Regions from separate parts of the Homo sapiens genome. Here region 2 is linked to region 1. Evidence: read pairs that join two places in POLR2A ChIA-PET (ENCODE). Cell type or tissue: CD4-positive, alpha-beta T cell. All regions are shown on one strand. Links, peaks and the distances in the headings refer to the core of each region. The heading gives the core; the rest is flanking DNA. Region 1 holds the start of SNTA1 (syntrophin alpha 1). Region 2 overlaps CBFA2T2 (CBFA2/RUNX1 partner transcriptional co-repressor 2).

Region 1 (17,188 bases), core at 4,876-12,875:
CCAGGAACCCTGGCTGCTCCAGACTGGTGCAACTGCCAGGCCCAGACCTTCTCCACTCCCCAAAGTCTCAAGGACCAGCCACAGCCCAGCATCCTCCTATCCTTCAGACCTCTCTGATCACTCTTGCCATTCAGAGATTCCTGACTCCAGTGCCTTCCACCACTCCTCCTCCCCTCTTTGTGCTATCTTGAGTGGAATGACCTCCTTCCATGAGATCTTGGGCCAGGAGAATAGGTCGAAAAAGACTTCAACTAAGGAAAAGTGGGGAAAAACATGAAGGCCACATTCTTCTTTCTCTTACCCAGGCCATAGGCAGGGTTCACCAAGGAATGATCTCGTCCTGTGAAACATCTCAGAGAATATAAGAGCAGGGGCCCCTCAGTCCTGGGATGATACACATGTTACTTCTCTACTGCATCTGTAGTAGACATTGCTAATCAATTCCAGCTCCTTTCTGCTGAGCCCAGACAAAGCCTCCCAATCCTTCCAAATATGGAACTCACAGAACCACCAGTGGAGCTGACGCTTACACTCTTTTTTTTTTTTTTCCTACAGAGATGAAATCTCACTGTGTTGCCCAAGCTGGTCTCGAACTCCTGGGCTCAAGTGATCTGCCCACCTAAGCCTCCCAAAGTGTTGGGATTACAGGCGTAAGCCACCACGCCTGCCTGGAGCTGCCACTCTAAATAAAAGCTATTGATCACCTCTGATCTAGCCTAACTTCAATAGGAAAACTGAGTCCCCTAGAAGGCAAGGGTCTTACCCAAGGCCAAACAGAGATTTATTGCAGAGCAGACAGGATTTCAGGCACCAGCTTTTTTTTTTTTTTTTTTTTTTTTTTTGAGATGGATTCTTGCTCTTGTCGCCCAGGCTGGAGTGCAGCGGCACAATCACGGCTCACTGCAACCTCCGCCTCCCGTGTTCAAGATTTTCCTACCTCAGCCTCCTGAGTAGCTGGGATTACAGGCACGCGCCACCATGGCTCAGCTAATTTTTGTATTTTTAGTAGAGACGGGGTTTCGCCATGTTGGCCAGGCTGGTCTCAAACTCCTGGCCTCAGGTGATCCACCCGCCTCAGCCTCCCAAAGTGCTGGGATTACAGGCGTGAGTCACAGCACCTAGCCACCGGCTTTTAAAGAGTTTCTGTAGGCCAGGCATGGTGGCTCACGTCTGTAATCCCAGCACTTTGGGAGGCCCAGGCAGGCAGATCACTGAGGCCGGGAGTTCGAGACCAGCCTGGCCAACATGGCAAAACCCTGTCTCTACTAAAAATACAAAAATTAACCAGGCCGTGGTGGTGCACACCTGTAATTCCAGCTACAGAACTGAGGCAGAGAATCGCTTGAACCTGGGAGAAGGAGGTTGCAGTAAGCTGAGATCGCACTACTGCACTCCAGCCTGGGCAACAGAGTGAGACCCTGCCTCAAGAAAAAAACACAGTTTGTGTAGAGGAGATAGTGTTTATGTTTTGTCTACCCTACCACATGGTGAGCTCCTTCAGGAGAGGCCCTGGGTGTAGTTTAGCTTCTGACCTTAATATACACAGCAGGCACACAGTAGATGTCCATGAATGTCTCTTGGCTTAGTGAGGAGGAATGCATGACATGAGTTAGAGGGAAGGCTTGAGTATTCACTCCTAAAGTCAGAAGATGCTTCAAGGTCACACATTTACAGATACTACCTTCTCAAAACGACATACATGGGAACCCAGATAGATACATTTTTAATCTAAAGATGAGGAGGTGGGCCGGGCGCGGTGGCTCACGCGTGTAATCCCAGCACTTTGGGAGGCCGGGGCGGGCAGATCACAAGGTCAGGAGATCGAGACCATCCTGGCTAACACGGTGAAACCACATCTCTACTAATAATACAAAAAATTAGCCAGGCGTGGTGGCGGGCACCTGTAGTCCCAGCTACTTGGGAGGCTGAGCAGGAGAATGGCGTGAACCCGGGAGGCGGAGCTTGCAGTGAGCCGAGATCCCGCCACTGCACTCCAACCTGGGTGACAGAGCAAGACTCTGTCTCAAAAATATAAATAAATAAAAATAAAAAATAAAGATGAGGAGGTGAGGGGACCTCCGTGTGAATGTGGATTTGAATTGTGTCTATAGCAGAAATTTTACCATAGACTAAACTTTCAAACAACAGAAGCTAAAAGAGCTTTCAAGTCAACTAAAATATGACATTTCGATGAATGTCAGTGGTTTCAAACCGCATTGCTGACTATAAATATCAAAGTAATGAGGCATGTGGGGAAAGTCTCTTATATCCATATCATTTATGTGGCATTCTATTATTTAACTTTGCCATTAAAATATGATTGATACACTTAAGCTTCTAAGGATCAACACTCTAGAGTCAGCTTTTTTTAAGTATCAAAAAAATGCATCTAGACTGGGCACTGTGGCCTGCAATCCCAGCACTTTGGGAGACTTAGGTGGGAGGATCCCTTAAGCCCAGGAGTTGGAGACCAGCCCAGGCAACATGGTGAAACCCTGTCTCTACAAAAAATTGGCTAGGTGTGGTGGCTCACGCCTGTAATCCCAGCACTTTGGGAGGCCGAGGCAGGCAGATCACGAGGTCAGGAGTTCGAGACCAGCCTGGCCAATATGGTGAAACCCTGTCTCTACTAAAAATACAAAAAAAAAATTAGCCAGGCGTGGTAGTGCGCACCTGTAGTCCCAGCTACTCGGAAGGCTAAGGCAGAAGAATCGCTTGAACCTGGAAGGCGGAGGATGCAGTGAGCCAAGATCGCGCCACTGCTCCAGCCTGGGCGACAGAGTAAGACTCCATCTCAAAAAAAAAAAAAAAAAAAAGCTAGGCGCAGGGGCTCACACCTGTAATCCCAGCACTTTTGGAGGCTGAGGCAGGTGGATCACAAGCTCAGGAGTTTGAGACCAGCCTGGCCAATATGGTGAAACCTCATCTCTACTAAAAATAAAAAAATTAGCCGGGCATGGTGGTGGGTGCCTGTAATCCCAGCTACTCAGGAGGCGGAGGCAGAAGAATTGCTTGAACCCGGGAGACGGAGGTTGCAGTGAGCCGAGATCATGCCACTGCACTCCAGCCTGGGCAACAGAGTGAGACTCCATCTCAGAAAAAAAAAAAAATTAACCAGGTGTGGTGGCATGCATCTGTAGTCCCAGCCACTCAGGAGGTTGAGGTGGGAGGATTGTTTGAGCCCCGGGGGGTGGAGGGTGCATTGAGCCAAGATCATACTACTGTACTCCAGCCTGGGTGATAGAGCAAGACCCTGTCTCGAAAAAAAAAAAAAACAAGAAAAAAAAATGCATCCATGGCATTTAAATAGATATACCTAAAATATAAAATAAAACTTTACATTTTATTTTCTTTATTTAAATTTTATTTTATTTTATATCTGGGTCAACCAAGGACCGAGAACCTATTTGCTTCTGTGGCCTCTTGGACACTCCTTTAGGGAAACCAAGGCAACCCACCAGGATTTGGGCCTGGGACTCAACTCAGCAGCTTCTCTGGCCGTGTTATTCTCCATCAGCCCCCGCCACCTCCCTGTGCCTGTTCTGGGCCATAAGCCAGAGACACATTCCTCAGGCCCCCACGGGGCTTCCAGAGCTGACAGAGTTTGAGGAAAGGGCTGAGCAAAGCAGAAACCTCTTGAGAGACATGGCACAAGATGGTCATGGGACAACCTCAGCAGGAGGCGTGTAACAACTGATGGGGAAACCGAGGCCCACAGAGGGCAAGGGTCCCACCCAAGACCACACTGTGAGGGAACAGTGGAGAAAGCCATTCAACCAAGGTTCCTCCACAAAACTCCTCTCTGATCCTGGCTGGAAGGATTTGATGTCCTACTCTATAAAAGCCAAGGCCTCTGGGCGTGGTGGCTCATGCCTGTAATCTCAGCACTTTGGGAGACTGAGGTGGGTGGATCACCTAAGGCCAGGAGTTCAAGACTAGCCTGGCCAACATGGCAAAACCCTGTCTCTACAAAAATATAAAAATTAGCTGGGCATGGTGACGCACACCTGTAATCCCAGCTACTTGGGAGGCTGAGGCAGGAGGATCACTTGAACCCAGGAGGCAGAGGTTGCGATGAACCAAGATCATGCCACTGTATTCCAGCCTGGACAACAGAGCAAGATTCCATCTCAAAAAAAAAATAAAGTAAAATAAAAGCCAAGGCTTCTCCCAAAGGAGGATGGGTCTTGGGGTTTTAAGGCCCAGGCACTAAAAGAACCTGAAGTCAAGAGCTCTCCAGGCCCCACAGGAAAGAATCTGACCTGCCCCTTCCCCAGTCCGCACCCCTCTCTCCCTGTGTCACTCAGGTGCTGGCACACTCTGCCATGTACATTTTTGCCCTAGTCGCAACAACCCAGAAAGGCAGGAGCTACATCCCTGTTTTACAAATGAGGAAACTAAGGATCAGGGAAATGAAGTGACTTGTCCAGGGCTACACAGCTAGTGACTGGAAGACAGAAAATGCAAATCAGGTCTGCTTGGCTCTATGCCAACTCTCCCTCCACCACCCCACACTGTCTTCAGGCAGGTCCCCAAATTCTGTTTCTGTTTTCAGTCCTGCCCACCTCCCAGCCCCCAGTGCTGGGATGGGGCCTTCTGAGGCCTGGGGGAGGTAGAGAAGCAGTGGAACACCTCCACCCAGCCCCTCTGAACCCTGGAACGTCAGTGCTTACCCTCCAGCACCACCTCCTTGCCTGTCTTCTTGAGGACCTGCACCGCCTCATCATGGGTAGCAGAGGACAAGTCTTCCCCATTCACAGACAGGATGGCATCCCCCACAAAAAGGGCCTCTGTCTGGTCAGCTGCCAATCCCTTGAAGATCTTGGAAATGAGAATAGGCATCTTGTTCTCCCGGCCGCCTGCACAGGTACAGAAGGAGGACAAGACTTAGGCAGATACTCCAACACTTGGGAGTCACATCAAGACACAATTATTTCTGAAGGCTTCCCTTGGTGCCTAGCCCAGTGCTGGAAAAGGCAATGGGAGAATAAAGGGAATCTGAGAAAAATCTTGGAAGTTTGGGACACTAGTAACACTAATAATAAATCATTTTTGATTAGGTCCGGTGGCTCATGCCTGTAATCCCAGCACCTTAGAAGGCTGAGGTGGGCAGGTCACCTGAGGTCAGGAGTTCAGGATCAGCCTGGGCAACATGGGAAAACCCCGCCTCTACTAAAAATACAAAAATTAGCCAGGCACCTGTGGTCTCAGCTACTAGGGAAGCTGAAGTAGGAGGATCACTTGAGCCCAGGAGGTCGAGGCTGCAGTGAGCTGAGATTGTGCCACTGCACTCCAGCTTGGGTGGCAGAAGGAGACCCTGTCTCAATAAATTAATTAATTAAATAAATCATTTTCAAAATTCATAATGCTATAGTTTGATCCCTGGATCTTTTGATTAAGTGCTTTGGGTGTTCACCAGTGTTTGTGCAACTTACAAAGTGCTTCAATCACTTTTTCTTAAATGTTTTCGATTTTCTCATGTAACCCATAAATATATATGCCTACTATGTACGCACAAAAATTAAAAATGAAAATAACCGGACAAAGTGGCTCACACCTGTAATCCCAACACTTTGGGAGGCCAAGGTGGTCGGATCACTTGAGACCAGTAGTTTGAGACCAGCCTGGCCAACATAGCGAAATCCTGCCTCTACTAAAAACACAAAAAAGGGCCAGGTGCGGTGGCTTATGCCTGTAATCCCAGCACTTTGGGAGGCCAAGGCTGCCAGGTGGATCACCTAAGGTCAGGAGTTCGAGACCAGCCTGGCCAACATAGTGAAACCCTGTCCCTACCAAAAATACAAAAAATTAACTGGGCGTGGTAGCGGATGCCTGTAATCCCAGCTACTCGGGAGGCTGAGGCAGGAGAATCACTTGGACCCAGGAGGCGGAGGTTGCAGTGAGCTGAGATCACGCCATTGCTCTCTAGCCTGGGCAACAAAAGTGAAACTCTGCTCAAAAAAGTAAATAAATACATAATAAAAAAATAAACAAATAAAAAAATATGGCTGGGCGTGGTGGCTCACGCCTGTAATCCCAGCACTTTGGGAGGCCAAGATGGGCAGATCACCTGAGGTTAGGGGTTCAAGACCAGCCTGGCCAACATGGCAAAACCCCATCTCTTCTAAAAGTACAAACATTAGCCGGGCATGGGGGCGCATGCCTGTAATCCCAGTTACTCGGGAGGCTGAGTCAGGAGAATTGCTTGAACCGGGAGGCTGAGGTTGCAATGAGCCAAGATTGCACCATTGCACTCCAGCCTGGGCAATAAGAGCGAAACTCCATCTCAAAAAATAAATAAATAAATAAATAAATACAAACACAAAAAATTAGCTGGGCCTGGTGGCACATGCCTGTAGTCCCAGCTACTCAGGAGGCTGAGGCAGCAGAATTGCTTGAACCCAGGAGGTGGAGGTTGCAGTGAGCCAAGATCACACCACTGCACTCCAGCATGGGCGACAGAACAAGACTCCATCTCAAAATAAAACAAAAATACAAAAATTAGCCAGGCATGGCGGTGTGTGCCTATAATTCCAGCTACTCAGGAGGCTGAGGCACGAGAACTGCTTGAACCCAGGAGGTGGAGATTGCAGTGAGCCGAGATCGCACCACTGCACTCCACCCTGGGCAACAGAGCAAGACTGTCTCACACACACACACAAAAAGGCAACAATGTGGGAACCCACTGATACCCCTCAAACCGGAATCAAGAGACAAGTCGGCTATTCCTATGGCCTCAAAAGACTGCTTTAGCAATCATAATGTTTTACAATCCAAAGTCCAGGCTGGAAACCAAAGCCTTAGAGTCTAGAGATTCTAAAAACCTGCCTGAATGGCATCTTGGATACAAAAGAAGCTAATACATTTTACTAAACATCTTTATTACCAAACTCTTAAATGCCCTTTTAAAATAAGAAATAGTAATAAGAGTTCACCTTAGTTGCACTTACCAAATGCCAAGCACTGTGCTAAATGCTTTCAATGTTGATTCATTGCGTCTTTACAATACCCCATCACATAGGTATGTTCAGTTTCCTATTAGGGAAACTGAAGTGTGGAGGGAAGCCCCTTGTCCAAGGTCACTCCACTAGTAAGTAGCGAAGCCAGTATTTGCACCTAGGCCTCCAGGCTCCAGAACCAACACTATTAGCCCTACCACAGACGACAAGTCAGGCCCTCAGATATCACACTCCTGGCTCATCCCCAGAATACTGAAGATGAAGAATTAGTGGCCCAGAGTGGGAGGTCATTGTTCCAAGGTCACACAAGTCTGGTGGCGGAGCTGGGACTGGAACACCTCTCTTGACGCCCACACAGGCCCGACCGTTTGCTTATCTGCACAGAGCTTGAAGTCTAGGAGAGGAAGGGGTTTCTATTTATATCTGCCCTCCCCCACCTGAAACTAGGGGCTTCAGTTCAGTTTGAAGCTATGATCACTCATGGCTGCCTCAGACTAAGCTAGACTTTATAGGAGGGGTTACCATGGCAACAGGAGCCCAGATTTGGATCCAATGGAAATACCTGAAGTCTCCTAAAAGTACCCTCCCCTCCACCTAGAATTATGGAGCTGGGGAGTAACTTTGTGTGACCTTGCAAAGTCCCTGCTCCTCTCTGAGTCTCAGTGTGTCCATCTGCAGAATGGAATTCTGTATGAATAAGTTCCTTCCTGCTTTGACACACTGAGTGTATAATTTTTGGATTCATCTGTTGCCCTATCCCATGCTGGAGATTGGGGGTAAGACTGGTGCCCATACCCTCATTTTCTCATTTCTCCTTTTTAGCCCCTCTTGGTTGGCTGCCTGGGGATCTGCCCTTCTACAGGAAAGAATCAACTTCCCTGAGCACTCTCTGAGGGACAGTAGCTGATAATTAAGGTTCAAATCCCAGCACTGACACTCACTATGTAATCGTGGGAAAATCATTTTAACTTTCTGAGTCTCAGTTTCTTCACCTGCAATATGGGAATTATACTCCCTACCTTTCACCACTTGTTGCCAGGATGAAGTGGATCATGAGACTAGTGTCCTGGGCACAGCACCTGGCACACAGTGGTGGCATTCACCACCATCCCCACCGCCTCAGCCAAGCCAAACGGTCTGGAGGCACTAGTCAACAGAACCAGTACCAGGGAGACCCCAGAGGGTACGGTATGTATTCAAGGTGGAGACAAAGGCTGATACCCTTTCCCAAAGCACCTGCTGGGGGCTGGGACCCTGAGAAACAGATGGGCAGGAATAGTGAACCCAGCAGCTGGGGGTGTGCAAGGATTTTAACAACTATGTTTAGTTGCTTTGGGAGTATCTGCTGGCCTCCATTTTTCCTCTCCGCTAACAGCAGTAATTAACTAGGCACCTACAGTGTGCTGGTGTGGTGAGCCCTGCTCTCAGAAACATCACAACTCTGTCATCCTCTTATACAGTTGAGGAAACAGATTCAGAGGCGGGACGGGACTTTTGCAACCTCACACAGCTGATCCTGGATTCAAACACAGTCTGGTTGCACCCTAACTGCACCCCACTAGCGGTCAGTCCTGGGGGCTGAAAGCTCTATCCTGTGCAAGGTGGAGATAGTCAGATCAGGAGACCCAAATCCAGCTGTCAGGGCTCCCTGCAGCCTTCCTGGGTCCTTAGATTCCTAGGTCCTTGCTGGCCTTCTGCCTGTGACCCCAGCCTGTGCCTGCACCCAGGCCTCCTATCCACCCCTGTGCTTCCCAGACTCCAGGCTTCCCCTCTGCACCCACCTTGGTTGCTTCTCAGGGACTCCCTCCTCCCTGTCCCACTGGTGTCCCGGCCTCAACCCCCTTTCTCCACACTCTGCTTTCCGGGGGACCCCTCTTGTCCTTGATGTTCATGCTGGTTACCCCTCAGACCCCCCCGCCTCCACACAGAACTCCCACCCACGTGTCCTTGGTGCTCCCACAATCTTATCCACACCTGTGTCTTCCGTGCCCCCTAAGGCCACCAACTACTGAAACCCCCTCCAACCTTGGTGTGCCCAGTGCCCTCCGTTACCTGTTTCCTCAGACCCCCCTTACCCCCAGACAGGAAGCCTCCAGCTCCATGTCCTGGGCGCGCTGCCAGCCCCCTGCGCCCTCGGCTGCCCCCAGACACCACGACCCCGCGCCCTCGGTGTCCCGCGCCCACCTTTGATGCTGATGCCCAGCCCACCGGCGTCGGCCTTGCGCACCGTCACGCGGCGCCGCTGGAGCAGTAGCGCCTCTGGCAGCTGCGGGGGCCCGGCGCCCGGCTCCGCGGCGCCGTTGAGCTGCGCGGGCTCCTGCTCCCGCGGAGCGCCGGGCTCGGGACCAGGGTCGCCGTCGGCGGGGCTCACGGTCAGCACGTCCTCCGCCAGACTCAGCAGCACCCGCTGCCATCGCTCGCCGCCGGCCCCCGAGCCCGCCCCGGCGCGCAGCTCCAGCAGCCCGGTGCGCGGGGCGCGCCTGCCGGACGCCATCTTCGCCTCCGAGCCCCCGGGCCGCCGCGCTCGCCCTGTCCCGCTTTGCCCAGCCCGCTCCGACCAAGCGCCCAGGGCAGAGGGCAGCGGGGGCCCGGCTGGGCCAGCCGCCACCCTACCCCGGCCGCTGGGGGAGGAGCTCTGGGGGCGGGGCTACCCTGGGGTGTGGCCAGTGCTGGGGAGGGGGCCTCGGGCAAATGCAGGAGGCCGGGGCGGGGCCCGGGAGCCGAGGGCCGCCGTGTGGGACTACCTAGCGGGGTGGGTCAGAAGGGCGGCGGGGCGGGCCACTAAGTAAGGCGAAAGCCCGGGAGGCGTGGTGCTGGGCGGGGCGTCAGGGGGCGGGGCTTCGCGTCGGGGGCGGAACCCAGTGAGCCCGCGCAGGGGGCTCGGCGCTCGGAATGCCCATCGAGGGCCGGGACTGTAACTCCCGGACGTGGGAGCGCATGAAAAAGAGACAGAACCACGTATCCTGGTGCGAAGCACTGGGCATCGGGCTGGGCTGCATATGGCGGAGGGCTGGGCTGCGTATGGTAGAGCGTTGGACTCCAAGGCTTGAGTTTAAGAGGTAGACACCGTCTGGGCGTGGAGGCTCACGCCTGTAATCCCAACACTTTGGGAGGCCTAGATGACAGCCCAGAAGCTCGAGGCTGCAGTAAGCCGCGATCGCGCCACTGCACTCCAGCCTGGGTGACAGAGCGAAACCCTGTGTCAAAAAAAAAAAAAAAAAAAAAAGGTAGATGCTGAGCCGCGAGAGACCTTGCGGGCACAGTTGCTAGTTGGGGAGCTGAGGAAGAAGTTGGTTTCCTATCGGGGAGGGCGGGGGATGGGGGGTGGGGGTCGAGGCTTTGGTCTGTGGGCGTGGCTTATCGCTGGCGTGGCTTCTAAAGATGACAGGCCCCGCCCCCTGGAGGAGACCGCTACCGACACCGCTTAGGGCTTGGGGGAGGTGTGGGCAGGATCCCCACTTCAAAACTGGAGGGAAGTTTAAGAGATTAACCCCTGGCTGTGTTCACAGTCGAGTATAGAAAAGCCTGAAGTCCCACACTTTGAGGCCTGGCAGAAAAAAAACAGAACTGGTGTGTGGGAAGAGGGTTGCAAGGTGGGGCTCTGGGTCTGGGCGACTGGAGACATGGTTTCTAATCTTTGCTGCCTCTGTTAGCTCCAAGTCGACTTTGGTCCCCTCACGTCACTGCTCTAGGCCTCAATTTCCTCATCTGTAAAATGTGGATCATAATAATACCTACTTCACTGGGCTGGTGTGAGGATTAAATCAATGTGAAAACACGTGGTAAACTGTGACTCCCTATTCTATAGAAATAATCACTTTCATTTAGTGAATGCTTACTCTTACCTAGGGCTGGCAGAATATTTTCCAAGTGTTATCTTTACATTAGCCTCCTGGAGTAGCTAAGAGCACCCCCAGCTGGGCACAGTGGCTCACACCTGTAATCACAGCTGAGGTGGCAGGATCGCTTGAGCCTTGGAGGTCCAGGCTGCAGTGAGCTGTGATTGCACCATCACACTCCAGCCTTGGTGACAGAGCAAGAAAAAAGAGCACCCCTATTATACAGAAGGGAAAACTTGGATTTAGTCTAATTGGCCTAGGTCACACATTTATGAGTGAGGAAGAGCTGCGATTCAAACCCAGGCCTGTTTGACACCAGTGCCTGGGCACTGAACCACTCTGCTAGACAGCTGACAAATACAGAGGTAAAGCATGATTGTAATCTGAAAAATCCACCACATCACACAGCTCAACTGGCCTTCATACCTGCTCCTTGTCTCTATCCTCCATTCCTAGCTGGGATATGTTGAGCAATAAATAAGTAGGACTACACCAGTGTTTAGCCTCCCTGAACTTTTGGGTAAAATCCTCCACATAAGATACCATCAAGAAAAAAAAGAGGGGGCCAGGTATGGTGGCTCATGCCTGTAATCCCAGCACTTTAGGAGGCCGAGGCAGGTAGATCACGAGGTCAGGAGTTTGAGACTCAGCCTGGCCAACATGGTGAAACCCCATCTCTACTAAAAATATAAAAAAATTAGCCGGGCGTGGTGGCAGACACCTATAATCCCAGCTACTCAGGAGGCTGAGGCAGGAGAATCACTTGAACCCGGGAGGCGGAGATTGCAGCAAGCAGAGATTGCACCACTGCACTCCAGCCTGGGTGATAGGGTGAGACTCCGTCTCAAAAAAAAAAAAAAAAAAAACCAACAACAAAAAAAAGGAATTGTTTTAAGTTAGAGTGGTAGGTGTCAAAACAGGAGAGACACAGGTTTTAAAAAAAGAACCCAGGGTCTTTTATACATATATATATGGGATGCCGAGGAGGAATGATCACTTGAGGCTAGGAGTTTGAGACCACTTGGGCAACTTCACGAGACTCCATCTCTACAAAATAAAGAAATTAGCCAAGCGTGGTAATGTGCACCTGTACTCCCAGCTACTTAGGAAGCTGCAGCAGGAGGCCTGTTTGAGGCTGCTGCTGTGAGCCACAATCATGCCACTGCACTCCAGCCTGGGTGACAGAGCAAGACCCTGTCTCAAAAATAAATAAAAGAAAGTGAGAGGAAGGAAGGAGAGAAGGGAGGCAGGGAAGGAATATAGCATTGTATATAAGCATTGATATCTTAAAAGTATGACTGTGCTTAAAGATTGTAGGACAGCCTGAGGAATTTGGGGTAAGCACTTGTGATAAATAACTACAGCCTACTTGGCTTGTGGAAGCTTCACTCCAATGGTAGAGAAGGGAGGGGAGGACAGACCTGGCAGGAGGCAAGAGACCAGCAGGGAATTGAAGCTCCTTTCCCAAGACCAAAGCCTGGAACCAGATCCTTAAAAGTCCCCCCACGTACTGCCCTGCTTAAAAAAGACTTAATGAGGCCCAGACAAACTTACTGAGAAAGAGCCCTAAGAGAGGGCTTCTCCTCTGGGGGACAGTTTCCTGTGGATATAACAGGAAGGAAGGAAGTAGGGAAAGGAGTGATGTGTGCAAAGGGGCTAACACAGAAAGAAGATGTAGAGCCAAGGAAACAGTGACGTGTGTATGCATATGTATACGTCTGTATGTGAGTATGGGTGTGTGTGTTTGTGATCACACTTGATAGGCAGTGCCAATCACCTGTAGCTACCCCCAAGAACCCTGTAGCTGCAGGAATGCTCTATCCCTACACTGTGGTCAGCCGATGCCTCTCTGCTGTGGCTCAGAAATTGGCCTCCCAGATAGATACACATAGGCCCGGCTCCCTGCCAAGCCCCAGGCAGAGCTCCCAGAGAAAACCAGTTCACTCCCAAGGAATAGGAGAGGGGGAAGGGGAAAAAAAGGGAGAGAGGGGAGCTGCCCAGCCTACTAAAGTCTCTGCAAGCTCTGGCCAGGCGCGGTGGCTCACACCTGTAATCCCAGCACTTTAGGAGGCCTAGGCGGCTGGATCACCTGAGGTCAGGAGTTCAACAGCAGCCTGGCCAACATGGTAAAACCCCATTCTCTACAAAAATACGAAAATTAGCTGGGCACGGTGGCTCAAGCCTGTAATCCCAGCACTTTGGGAGGCCGAGGTGGGCAGATCACGAGGTCAAGCTATCGAGACCATCCTGACCAACATGGTGAAACCCCGTCTCTACTAAAATACAAAAACTTGGCTGGGCACGGTGGCTCATGCCTGTAATCCCAGCACTTTGGGAGGCCGAGGCGGGCGGATCGCGAGGTCAGGAGATCAAGACCATTCTGGCTAACACAGTGAAACCCCATCTCTACTAAAAATACAAAAAGAAATTAGCAGGGCGTGGTGGCGGGCGCCTGTAGTCCCAGCTACTCAGGAGGCTGAGGCAGGAGAATGGCGTGAACCTGGGAGGCGGAGCTTGCAGTGAACCAAGATGTGCTGCTGCACCTCAGCCTGGGTGTCAAAGCGAGACTCCGTCTCAAAAAAAAAAAAATCTATGCATAAATCCTAAACAATCTACTGTTTAGTTTTACATTTTTTAACATCACATAAATGGACATTTCTCCTTCTGCTTTTGGAAGTTATATTCTCTAGTTGTATTAAGAGCACTCTATTATCTTCAATTACTTACTCTCCCAAATTATTTGCTATGTTGTTAAGTATTTAGCGCTAAATATTTTTCTTTTTATTTATTTATTATTATTATTTTTTTAAGACGGAGTTTCACTCCTATTGCCCAGGATGGGGTGCAGTGGCGCGATCTCCACTCACTGCAACCTCCGCCTCCCGGGTTCAAGCGATTCTCCTGCCTCAGCCTTCCAAGCAGCTGGGATTACAGGCGCCCGCCATCACACCCAGCTAATTTCTGTATTTTTAGTAAAAACAGGGTTTCTGCAGTGAAACCCCATCTCTACTAAAAATACAAAAAATTGGCCAGGCATGTTGGTACACGCCTGTAGTCCCACCTTCTTGGAAGGCTGAGGCAGGAGAATCTCTTGAACCCAGGAGGCAGATGTTGCAGTGAGCTGAGATCACACCACTGCACTCCAGCCTGGGTGACAGAGTGAGACTCTGTCTCAAAAAAAAAAAAAAAAAGGGGGTTTCACCACGTTGGCCAGGATGGTCTTGAACTCCTGACCTCAGATGATCCGCCCACCTCGGCCTCCCAAAGTGCTGGAATTACAGGTGTGAGCCATCGCACCCAGCCTCTTTTTATTTAGTTTTTTATTTTATTTTATTTTATTTTATTTTGAGACTGAGTCTCACTCTGTCACCCAGGCTGGAGTGCAATGGCACTATCTTGACTCACTGCAACCTCTGCCTCCCAGGTTCAAGCGATTCTTCCAACTCAGCCTCTAGAGTAGCTGGGATTACAGGCACATGCCACCACGCCCAGCTAATTTTTGTATTTTTGTAGAAACGGAATTTCACCATGTTGGCCAGGCTGGTTTCAAACTCCTGACCTCAGGCAACCTGCCCGCCTCAGCCTCCCAAAGTGCTGGGATTACAGGCATGAGCCACTGCACCCAGCCTGAAGGTGGCAGGCAAAGCTTTCTATCAAAGAAGGCCAAATGCCTCTTGCCCAATCTTTAATTATCTCTTAAATTAGAATATCTTACTCAAATCTCCATGTCTCTTAACTTTCTTTCATATCTTCTCTTTACTTTTTTCCATACTGCATTCTGAGTAATTTCTTCAGTGATATCTTCCAGTTTACTAATTCTTTCTTTAACTAGAACTAATCTACTGTTTATCCTATTCTTTGAATTTAAAATATCAATTGTTACTTTTTTATTTCTAGAAATTCTACTTTTTTTTTTTTTTTTTTTTTGAGACGGAGTCTCACTCTGTCACCCAGGCTGGAGTGCAGTGGCACAATCTCAGCTCACTGCAACCTCCACCTCCTGGATTCAAGCAATTCTCCTGCCTCAGCCTCCTGAGTAGCTGGGGTTAAAGGCGCATGCCACCACATCCAGCTAGTTTTGGGGTTTTTTTTGTTTGTTTGTTTGTTTGTTTGAGATGGAATCTCACACTGTTGCCCAAGCTGGAGTGCAGTGTCACGATCTCAGCTCACTGCAACCTCTGCCTCCCAGCTTCAAGGGATTCTCCTGCCTCAGCCTCTCAAATAGCTGGGATTACAGGCACCTGCCACCACGCCCAGCTAATTTTTTGTATTTTCAGTAGAGACAGGGTTTCACTATGTTGGCCAGGCTGGTCTCAAACTCCTGATCTCGTGATCCACCCACCTCGGCCTCCCAAAGTGCTGGGATTACAGGTGTGAGCCACCACGCCCTGCCATAATTTTTGTATTTTTAGTAGAGACAGGGTTTCACCATGTTGATCAGGCTAGTCTTGAACTCCTGACCTCATGATCCGCCTGCCTCAGCCTCCCAAAGTGCTGGGATTACAGGCATAAGCCACCATGCCCGGCCCTACTTTTTTTTCCACATCTGTCTGATTATGTTTATAGTATCTTTTTTTTTTTTTGAGACAGAGTCTTGCTCTGTCCCCCAGGCTGGAGTGCAATGGCGTGATCTTGGCTCACTGCAACCTCCACCTCCCGGGTTCAAGTGATTCTCTTGCCTCAGCCTCCCAAGTTATCTGGGATTACAAGTGCCCACAACCACCCCCGGCTAATTTTTTGTATTTTTAGTAGAGACGGGGGTTTTGCCATCTTGGCCAGGCTGGTCTCGAACTCCTGACCGCAGGTGATCCACCCGCCTCAGCCTCCCAAAGTGCTGGGATTACAGGCGTGAGCCACCATAACTGGCATAGTCTCTCTATTCTTTACCCATGCTTTTGATACCCTTTTGAAATGTATTTAAACCTATGAATTGTACTTATTTTATATTATCTATATAGTAGTTCTTTTTTGTTTTTATTTTATTTATTTATTTATTTTTGAGGCAGGGTCTCACTCTGACGCCCAGGCTGGAGTGCAATGGCATGATCTCAGCTCACTGCAACCTCCACCTCCCAGGTTCAAGCGATTCTTCTGCCCCAGGCTCCCAAGTAGCTGGGATTACAGACATGTGCCACCACTCGCAACTAATTTTTTGAATTTTTAGTGGAGACGGGGTTTCACCATGTTGGCCAGGCTGGTCTCGAACTCCTGACCTCAAATGATCCACCCGCCTCGGCCTCCCAAAGTGTTGGGATTAAAGGTGTGAGCCACCGCGCCCAGCCTCTTTTTGTTTTTAAAGAGACGGGGCTTGCTTTGTGATGCAGACTGGAGTACAGTGGCATGATCCTAGCTTCCTGCAGCCTCTAACTCCTGGGCTCAAGACAGGCGAGCCCCAAATTGGGCCTTAGCCTGGGAAAGTTCTTGGCTTCTCCCAGGAAATAATTCAAAGGTGAGCCAGTGGTATCAGACAGCAACTTTTATTGAAGCAGCAGCGTACAGCAGCAGCAGAGGGACTGCCCTTGCAGAGGAGGGTTAACACACAGGCAGTGTGCCCAGAAGAGTTTCATATGGGCTGGGGGCAGCTGTATTTATACCCACTTTTTTTTTTTTTGAGACGGAATCTGGCCCTGTTGCCCAGGTTGGAGTACAGTGGCATGATCTTGGCTCACTGCAGCCTCTACCCCACTGATTCCAGAGATTCTCCTGCCTCAGCCTCCCAAGTAGCTGGGATTACAGGTGTGTGCCACCACACCTGGTTCATTTTTTTGTATTTTTAGTAGAGATGGAGTTTCACTATGTTGGCCATGAACTCCTGACTTCAGGCGATCTGCCCGCCTCAGCCTCCCAAAGTGCTAGGATTACAGACGTGAGCCACCCCGCCCGGCCTAGACCCACTTTTAATTATACACAAATTAAGAGGCAAGTTATTCAGAACGTTCTGGAAAATGGACAGTTTCTGGAACCATATAAGGTAACTTCTGGGCCATTGCCATGGCCATTGCCAGAGCCTTTCTAAACTATCATGGCACTAGTGGGAGTGTCTTTATGCAAATGAGCAGTGAGGGCAACTAGCGGTCACTTTAGTCACCATCTGCTGATTTTGGCTGGCGTCTTCACTGCACCCTGGATTGACCAGTTTCTGCTCTGATCAGCGGGATGGTGACCAGTCATAACCAGTGCTTGGAAAACAAATCTTGCTGATCTACCTCAAAATTCCTGGGTTCAAGCTATCCTCCTGCCTCAGCCTCCCAAAGCACTGGGATTACAGGCATGAGCCTATATAGTAATTCTGATTCTGAAGTGTTGGTGGCTCTTTTTACTTTTTCTTTTTTAAAATTTGTTTTAATTGGCCGGGCGCGGTGGCTCATGCCTGTAATCCCAGCACTTTGG
Region 2 (8,000 bases), core at 1-8,000, 110 kb after region 1:
TGATTTTTTTTTCCTTTTTCTCTTCTTGCCCTCCCTGCCCTTTTTTTTTCTGCTTACGTAAAATTCTTGATTTTAAATGATGGTCCACAGCTGCTGTAGTCTGACTTGTGTCCCATAAGGGCTGATGACTCAAACATCAGAATTGTTGTTCAGTTTTAATTTTCAAGATCACTTTTGAGTTTGATTGCTTCCCTGGTTTTTTTTTTTTTTTAAGTTGACAAAATTTTTTCCAAGCTTTGTAATGCTCAGTGTGTGAAGCAAATACACAACCATTTATGAAGTCTTTAATAACTAATAAAACTGGAATCTACACATTGTCATATAAATTGGAAAATTAGAATATCTTGTTTGTGGAGAGCATTTTCAGGTTATTTGACTTAACAATGATGTTATGAGACTACATGGAAGAATAATTGGATCTTGAGCTGTTTAAACATGTGCTAAATAGAAAGAAACAAAGCTTCAGAGGACCTCAGGTGACACCTGGTCCTGTCTTCTGATTTTTGACAGATGAGAGTTTTAGGGATTTAGATAATTGGCTTAGTAATTGAATCAGTGAAACAGCTACTCCAGGCTCTTTCTGCTGAATTGTAAGGGGAAATCAGTGTCTCTTGAAATGTTTGCTGTAAAAAAAAGGAAGACACTATTTTCTGATCAGTTGTACATTTCAAATTCTAAACATTTTTTTGAGCATTGTTAAACACTGTCAAGCCGTGTGGATGTGAAGGTGAATAAGACAGAATAGTGAATAAGATAGCCTTTGTTGTCACAGGAGTTTGCAAGATTATCTAACATTTAGGAAGTGAGACAAATGGGCTTATGCTGTCCCCTGCACCCCAGCAAATGTGTGAAATGTCCCCTTGCTTGTCACTCCACTTCATCGTCCTTCTGCACGTTTAATGCTGTCCATACATGCTGACTTCCTCCTGCTTCTTTCTGCTAGTCATACCTTTTACCATCTCAGGGTTCCTATATTATTCTGTTCCCTCTGCCTGAAATACTTCTGAATATTCTTCATCTCCACCCCATCCCCCTTTTTAACCTGATCTACTTCTCCTCTGTCAAATTTCATTTCATCAGAGATTATGTCTATATAGCACACCCCTTAACTCTAGTCCCTGCTGTGAAGCTCATAGTTCTGGTTTTTTTCTTTATAGCACTTAGTATATATTATTATGTTTGTTTGTATGATAATTACATTACTTTTCTCAATAGACTGTAAGCTCCCTGAGAGCAGAGACTATTTTTCTTTACTGTGTCTCCTGCACTTAGTGTAACCTCAGTAGGTGTTTGAGTATTAGAACTTTTTTTTGTAAAGCTACGTTGTTGCTATAAATCAGAGTTTAGTTTATGTTTTTTGTTTTAGAGGGAGTTTCACTCTGTTACCCAGGCGGGAGTGCAATGGTGCACAGTCTTGGCTCACTGCAGCCTCCACCTCCCGGGTTCAAGCAGTTCTCCTGTCTCAGCCTCCCGAGTAGCTGGGACTACAGGTGCACGCCACTACGCCTGGCTAATTTTTTGTGTGTATTTTTAGTAGAGACATGGTTTCACCATATTGGTCAGGCTGGTCTCGAACTCCTGACCTCAAGTAATCTACCAGCCTCAGCCTCCCAAAGTGCTGGGATTACAGGCGTGAGCCACCATGCCCAGCCAGAGTTTAGTTTTTTGTAAAGGGTCATATAGTGACCGTTTTTGGCTTTGTGGGCCACACGATCTCTGTCCCAACCCTGCTAATGCGGCAGGAAAGCAGCCATAGATAGACAATATGTAAAGGAATGGGCATGGTCCTTTTCCAGTGAAACTTTGTTTACTAAAACGCTAAGCAGGCTATAAGTTTGCTGACTTCTACTATAAATCATCATCCCCTGATCTTGTTGGACTTGAAAGCCCTTGTTATGCAATCTTGCAAATCCCCTCTTAGGGTTTTTTGAAAAATGATTTTATTTTTGTATGGTAGATGTTAAAGAGGTGATTTTTAAAAAGTCTGATCTTAAAGTAATGTAAAATACAATCTTAAATATATTAATTATATATTTTTAGTTTCTCCAGTTTACTAGTAGGCATATGCTTTTGTTAACTTTACATTTGTATTTAAGTAAAACATGATTCTTGATATTGATGTTAAAATAAAAAGATTGGTTTGGTTTTGGGATAGATTAAAATGTAGATTGAAATTTTACAATGCGTTTCATTTTCAAAAAAGACTATTTTTGCAACCTGATGCTTGAAATACCATATAATATTATTTTGTTCTTAAGTGACAGATGAAGAAACATTCCAGGTTGCTGTTTGCAGAACTTCTGTGCAAGTAAGGAGTTATTACAATGAAAAGCAAATTCACTATAAGCACCAGTGTTTATTTTTCTTACTTTTTTCTTTTTTTTTTTTTTTTTCAGACAGTGTTGCTCTGTCACCCAAGCTGGAGTGCAGAGGCATGATCTCAGCTCACTGCAGCCTTCGCCTCCTGGGTTCAAGTGATTCTCCTGCCTCAGTCTCCTGAGTGGGATTACAGGCTTGTGCCACCTGGCCCAGCTAGGTTTTGTATTTTTAGTAGAGACGGGGTTTCACCATGTTGACCAGGCTGTTCTCGAACTCCTGACCTCAAGTGATCTGCCCACCTCAGCCTCCTAAATTGCTGGGGTTACAGGGGTGAGCCACTGCGCCCGGCCTATTTTTCTTTTTTCTTTTCTTTTCTTTTCTTTCCTTTTCCTTTTTCTTTTCTTTTTTTTTTTTTTTTTTTTTTTGAGATGGAGTTTCGCTTTTGTTGTCCAGGTTGGAGTGCAGTGGAGTGATCTCAGCCTCCCAAATTGCTGGGGTTACAGGTGTGAGCCACTGCGCCTGGCTGTTTTTCTTTTTTAACGTTGTTTGAAAGTCTAGAATCATTTTTATGTGCTAGATGAGAGATTTGATCTGATAAATCAAACTCAGATGTCTGCATCTCAAGTGTATTTGTAGAATTATTTTTCTGTTTTCTATTAATTTAGATTGAATGTCAGAGTACCCATTATAGGTATTAAAATGAATATTACATAAGAAAAAATAACAACTTAAAAATGTTCAGAATTGTTTAAATAAAAACTTTAGACAGACATTTAGCAGAATTTAGGTGAGCATTAAAGGATTCAGGCAGCATTCAAAACTGGAAGAAGTTCAGAGAGCTCTGCTTTAGAAGCAGGCTTTTATAGGCTGAACGCTGTAGCAAAGTAAAGGAATTACTTGATTGGCTGTAGCTAGGCACTTGCCTTATTTGGATATGATCCAGTGGAAAGTCCCTAGTTAGAGGTTTGTTTTTGATTGGTTAAGCTTAAGTTTCATTTTATGTTTACATTGGGCTTCAGTTTGCTTACTAGGCACTGGAGCCAGCTGTCTCAGCCTAATGGCTGCCCAATTTAAAAAAAAAAAAACATTAAAATGGCATGTAGTTGTCATCATCAGAGTAAGAAACCAAAGAAGAGACCGTCATGAATGGGATCATTAGATCATGGACTGACACACATGTTCACTTAATACCCACAAGAGTGTCTTCACACTTTTTTGTCATGGATGGGACTTGTTTTCTGTTTTTTGTTTTGTTTTGTTTTTGATACAGTAAAATACTTAGGAGTTCTTGCAACTTTCTATAAGTTGTTTACATTTTACTCCAATTGCTTTATCATTGTGTGTATTTTGGAGGTACAGTTTTTTTCCTGAACCACTCTGAAAGTGGAAATATGCCCTTTTATCCCTAAATACTTAAATGCATATTTCCTGAAATCAAAGGCATTTTCTTACATAACCACACATAACCACAGTACAATTATCAAAATCAGAAAATGTAATAATGATACCATACTATTAACCTGATTCACAGACTATATTCAGGTTTTATAAATTATTTCAATAATGTCTTTTATAGCTCTTATACCTCAATCCAATTCAGTCTGTCATCACACACTGAATTTAACTGGCATGTCTCTTTCTTCCTTGCCTTTCCCCTTTCCTCTTTCCTTTTTTCTTCTTTCTTAGAGACAGGGTCTCATTCTGGTGCCCAGGCTAGGGTGCAGTGGTGCAATAATGGCTCACTGCAGCCTTGACCTCCTGGACTCAGGCAATCCCCCAACCTCAGCCTCCTGAATACTTGGGAATATAGGCACATGCCATTATGCCTGGCTAATTTTTTTTACTTTTTGTAGAGATGGAGTCTCACTACGTTGCTCCGGCTGGTCTCGAACTCCTTACCTTAAGTAAGCCACCTTCCTTGGCCTCCCAAAGTTTTGGGATTACAAATGTGAGCCACTGCGGCTCTTTAATTTTTCTTATTCTAAAACAGTTCTTCAGCCTGCCTGCCTCCTCTTCTCCCCTCCTGGTACTTTTCTTTTCTTGACCATTCCAATTTTGAATACAGACCAGTTGTTCTGTACTTAGTTTGGGTTTCGTTGCCGTTACCTTATGATTACATTAATGTTACGAATTTCAGGCTGGAATACTATAGAAGGGATGTATTCTCCTTAATGCCTCATTTAAGGAGGCACATAATCAGTGTGTCTCAATATTAGTGATTGGTTAATCATTGTATTAAGGTCATGTCTGCCAGGTTACTCCACTGCAAAAATTACTATCCTCTTTGTGATTAATAAGTAATTTGTTGGGTATATTTAGAGATGATGAAGTTGTCCTGTTTTTCATTAGTTTTCTATTCACTAGTAGTCTCAGCATCTAGTGGTGATTTTCTTTTTTCTAATTTTTAATTTTTTTTTGTAGAGACAAGGTCTCACTATGTTGCCCAAGCAGATTTTGAACTCCTGGCCTAAAGTGATTGTTCCACCTTGACCTCCCAGAGTGCTGACATTATAAGCATGAGCAGCTGCACCCTACTAGTGGTAATTTTCTAATTCCATCATTGTTTCTGCATTTACATATTGGCATTCTAATGAAGGAATGCTTTCCTTTCTTCCTTGTTGATTGGTTAAAAAAATTAAATATGGATTATGCTCTAATCCATTACTATCATTATTTATTTTGATGCTTAAATTGTTGCACAATTCCAGTGGTAGTCCCTTCTAACTGGCTTTAGTGTTCTTTTGACATACCCCTGTCATTTTTGAGCAGTCTCTTACTTTCTTGCCCAAGGTGTTGCATGCTTATCTTTTTTTTTTTTTTTTTTTTTTTTTTTTGAGACAGAGCCTCACTCTGTTGCCCCGGCTGGAGTGCAATGGCATGGTCTTGGCTCACTGCAACCTCCGCCTCCTGGGTTCAAGGGATTCTTCTGCCTCAGCCTCCCAAGTAGCTTGGATTACAGGTGCCTACCACCACGCCTGGCTAATTTTTGTATTTTTAGTAGAGACGGGTTTTCACCATGTTGGCCAGGCTGGTCTCGAACTGCTGACCTTGTGATCCGCCTGCCTTGGCCTCCCAAAGTGCTGGGATTACAGGCGTGAGCCACTGCGCCCAGCTGTGTGCTTATCTTTTACTTTCCCTGCCCTACCAGAGATCAGCTATTTCTCCAAGGATCCTTGGTTTTAGTAGAAAATGTAGTTTAGAAATCAAGATCTGGGTGTTCATTTATAGAAGGGGTCATTGCTTCTAGAACCTCTCAGCAAACAGCTAGGAAGTGTATGTATGAAAGTGTGTTTGCGTGTGTATTTCTATGTCTATATATTTTTTGAGAGACAGGGTCTCACTCTGTCACCCAGGGTGAAGTGCAGTGGTGGGATCATAGTTCACTGCAGCCTCAAACTCCTGGTGTCAAGCAATACTCCCACCTCAGCCTCTCAGGTAGCTAGGACTGCGGGCATGCCCCAACACGCCTGGCTAATTTTGTAATTTTTTGTAGAAATGGGATCTTGGTATGTTGCCCAAGCTGGTCTCAAACTCCTGGCCTCAAGTGATCCTTCCACCTTGGCCTCTCAAAGTGTTGGGATTACAGGCGTGAACCACTGTGCCCAGCCACATTTAGGTCTTTTATTTCTCTCTCTTTTTTTTTTTTTCTGTTTTGAGACAAAAATCTTGCTCTGTCGCCCAAGCTAAAGTGCAGTGGCGCGATCTCGGCTCACCGCAACCTCCGCCTACTGGGTTCAAGTGATTCTTCTGCCTAAGCCTCCCAAGTAGCTGGGATTTCAGGTGCCAGCCACTACGCCTGGCTAAATTTTTAGTAGAGACGGGGTTTCACCATGTTGGCCAGGCTGGTCTTGAGTTCTTGACCTCGTGATCCACTCGTCTCGGCCTTCCAAAGTGCTGGGATTACAGGTGTGAGCCACTGCGCCTGGGCGCGCTCTCTCTTTTTTTTTTTTTTTGAGACTCTGTCTCACTCTCGCTCAGGCTGGAGTGCAGTGGTGCGATCATGGCTCACTGCAACCTCCGCCTCCCAAATTCAAGCGATTCTCCTGCCTCGGCCACCAGAGTAGCTGGGATTACAGGAGTGCGCCATCTTGCCCAGCTAATTTTTGTGGTTTTAGTAGAGATGAGGCTTCACCATGTTGGCCAGGCTGGTCTCAAAACTCCTGGCCTCAAGTGAGACATCTTCCTCAATCTCCCAAGGCGCTGGGACTATAGGTGTGAGCTGCTGTGCCAGGCCCTTATTTCTCTTTTAATGTATAGGTTCTGCTCCTAACTCCCTCCATCTCCCTTTTTTTCCTTAAGAATCTGGATTGCTTGGACTATAAAGTTTTCCACATTCTCGACTTTGCTAATTGCATCATCATCTTGCCATTAACATGTTCCTGTGTCCCCTCAATGTTTTATAAATTTGCTCAATCGTATTGTTTTACTTTTTTTTTGGGTAAAGCATGATTCATTAGGAGGCATATTAATTTCCAGGTGTCTCTCGTTTTATAATAGTGGCAATTGGTGATCATTAGATTCATTTTTTCATTAGGGATTTGCAAAATGATGATATTCCAGATATATTATTTTGTCATTTACTAGTTGGATTATTTCAATAGAGATCAATTTTTCGCCAACTGTTTGGGGGGGCGGCGATTCTTGAATCTTTATTTTAGATTCGGGTACATGTGCAGCTTTGTTACATGGATGTATTGCATAGTGGTGAGGTTTGTGCTCCTAGTTAGCCTATCATCGAAATAATGAACATTGAACCCAACACTTTTCTCCAACTATTTGTTTAACTAGATGTACAGTTCATATAGGAAAGACAGATGAAATGCTTGATTCATCAGATTTTAGAATGAGTTTGGTTCTCTAGTATTCTCTGAAAGATAAGTAATCAATTAGTTTTTTTAAATAGGTATTATTATGAACTCATGATTTAAACATTTTATTGTGTTTCAATCAATTGCAGCTTCTTTTTTTCCTTTCTTTTTTTTTTTTTTTTTTTTTCTGAGATGGAGTGTCACTCTGTCACCCAGGCTGGAGTACAATGGGGCAATCTTGGCTCCAACCTCTGCCTTCCTGGTTCAAGCGATTCTCCTGCCTCAGACTCCTGAGTAGCTGGAACTATAGGCATGTGCCAGCATGCCTGGCTAATTTTTGTATTTTTAGTAGAGAGAGAGTTTCACTATCTTGGCCAGGCTGGTCTGGAACTCCTGACCTGAGGCGATCTGCCCACTTCAGCCTCCCAAGGTGCTGGGATTACAGGTGTGATCCACCACTCCTGGCCCAATTGTGATTTTTGTTGTTGTTGTTGTTGTTGAGACAGGGTCTTCCTCTGTCACCAGCCTGGAGTGCAGTGGCATGATCTTGGCTCACTGTAACCTCTGCATCCTGGGTTCAAGCCATTCTCCTGGCTCAGCCTCCCAAGTAGCTTGGATTACAGGCGCCCACCACCACACCCAGCTAATTTTTGTATTTTTTAGTAGAGGCGGGGTTTCACCGTGTTGGCTAGGATGGTCTTGATCTCCTGACCTTGTGATCCACCCACCTTGGCCTCCTAAAGTGCTGGGATTACAGGCGTGAGCCATTGCGCCTGGCCAATTGTGGTCATTTTTTATTGCTCCTCAAATTACCCCATCTTTGTTAGTGGGAGCCTCTTCACATTAACTCTCTCTGAGTCCTTGGGACATAAC

The links. ChIA-PET counts read pairs that join two places held together with the same protein. Peaks named below come from ENCODE experiments on the same cell type or tissue, not always from the same donor. Only the 100,000 strongest peaks of a DNase experiment are listed, where the experiment ranks them.
Region 2: POLR2A ChIA-PET joins it to region 1 with 12 read pairs; 7 of 35 experiments call an interaction of 5 or more read pairs at or near these places.

The regions. Positions count from the first base shown.
Region 1 is chr20:33,434,168-33,451,355 of GRCh38, forward strand. SNTA1 (syntrophin alpha 1) reads right to left here and starts at 9,596. Exons shown (of 8, transcript NM_003098.3): 1 at 9,144-9,596; 2 at 4,674-4,859. The coding sequence starts at 9,453. RefSeq lists enhancers at 4,663-4,712, 10,022-10,091, 10,070-10,570, 10,542-10,601 and silencers at 5,953-6,131, 9,142-9,201, 9,312-9,791. In CD4-positive, alpha-beta T cell, for the core only: no CTCF peak of the experiment used is centred there; DNase peaks (open chromatin) are centred at 8,504, 9,694, 10,304 and 10,884; H3K4me3 peaks cover 2,168 bases; H3K27ac peaks cover 1,009 bases.
Region 2 is chr20:33,551,880-33,559,879 of GRCh38, forward strand. The region is part of intron 1 of CBFA2T2 (CBFA2/RUNX1 partner transcriptional co-repressor 2); the gene reads left to right. Among named protein-coding and RNA genes, the nearest start is that of CBFA2T2, 66 kb to the left of the region's middle. RefSeq lists enhancers at 3,301-3,460, 5,206-5,861. In CD4-positive, alpha-beta T cell, for the core only: no CTCF peak of the experiment used is centred there; DNase peaks (open chromatin) are centred at 2,802 and 3,282; H3K4me3 peaks cover 1,172 bases; H3K27ac peaks cover 3,338 bases.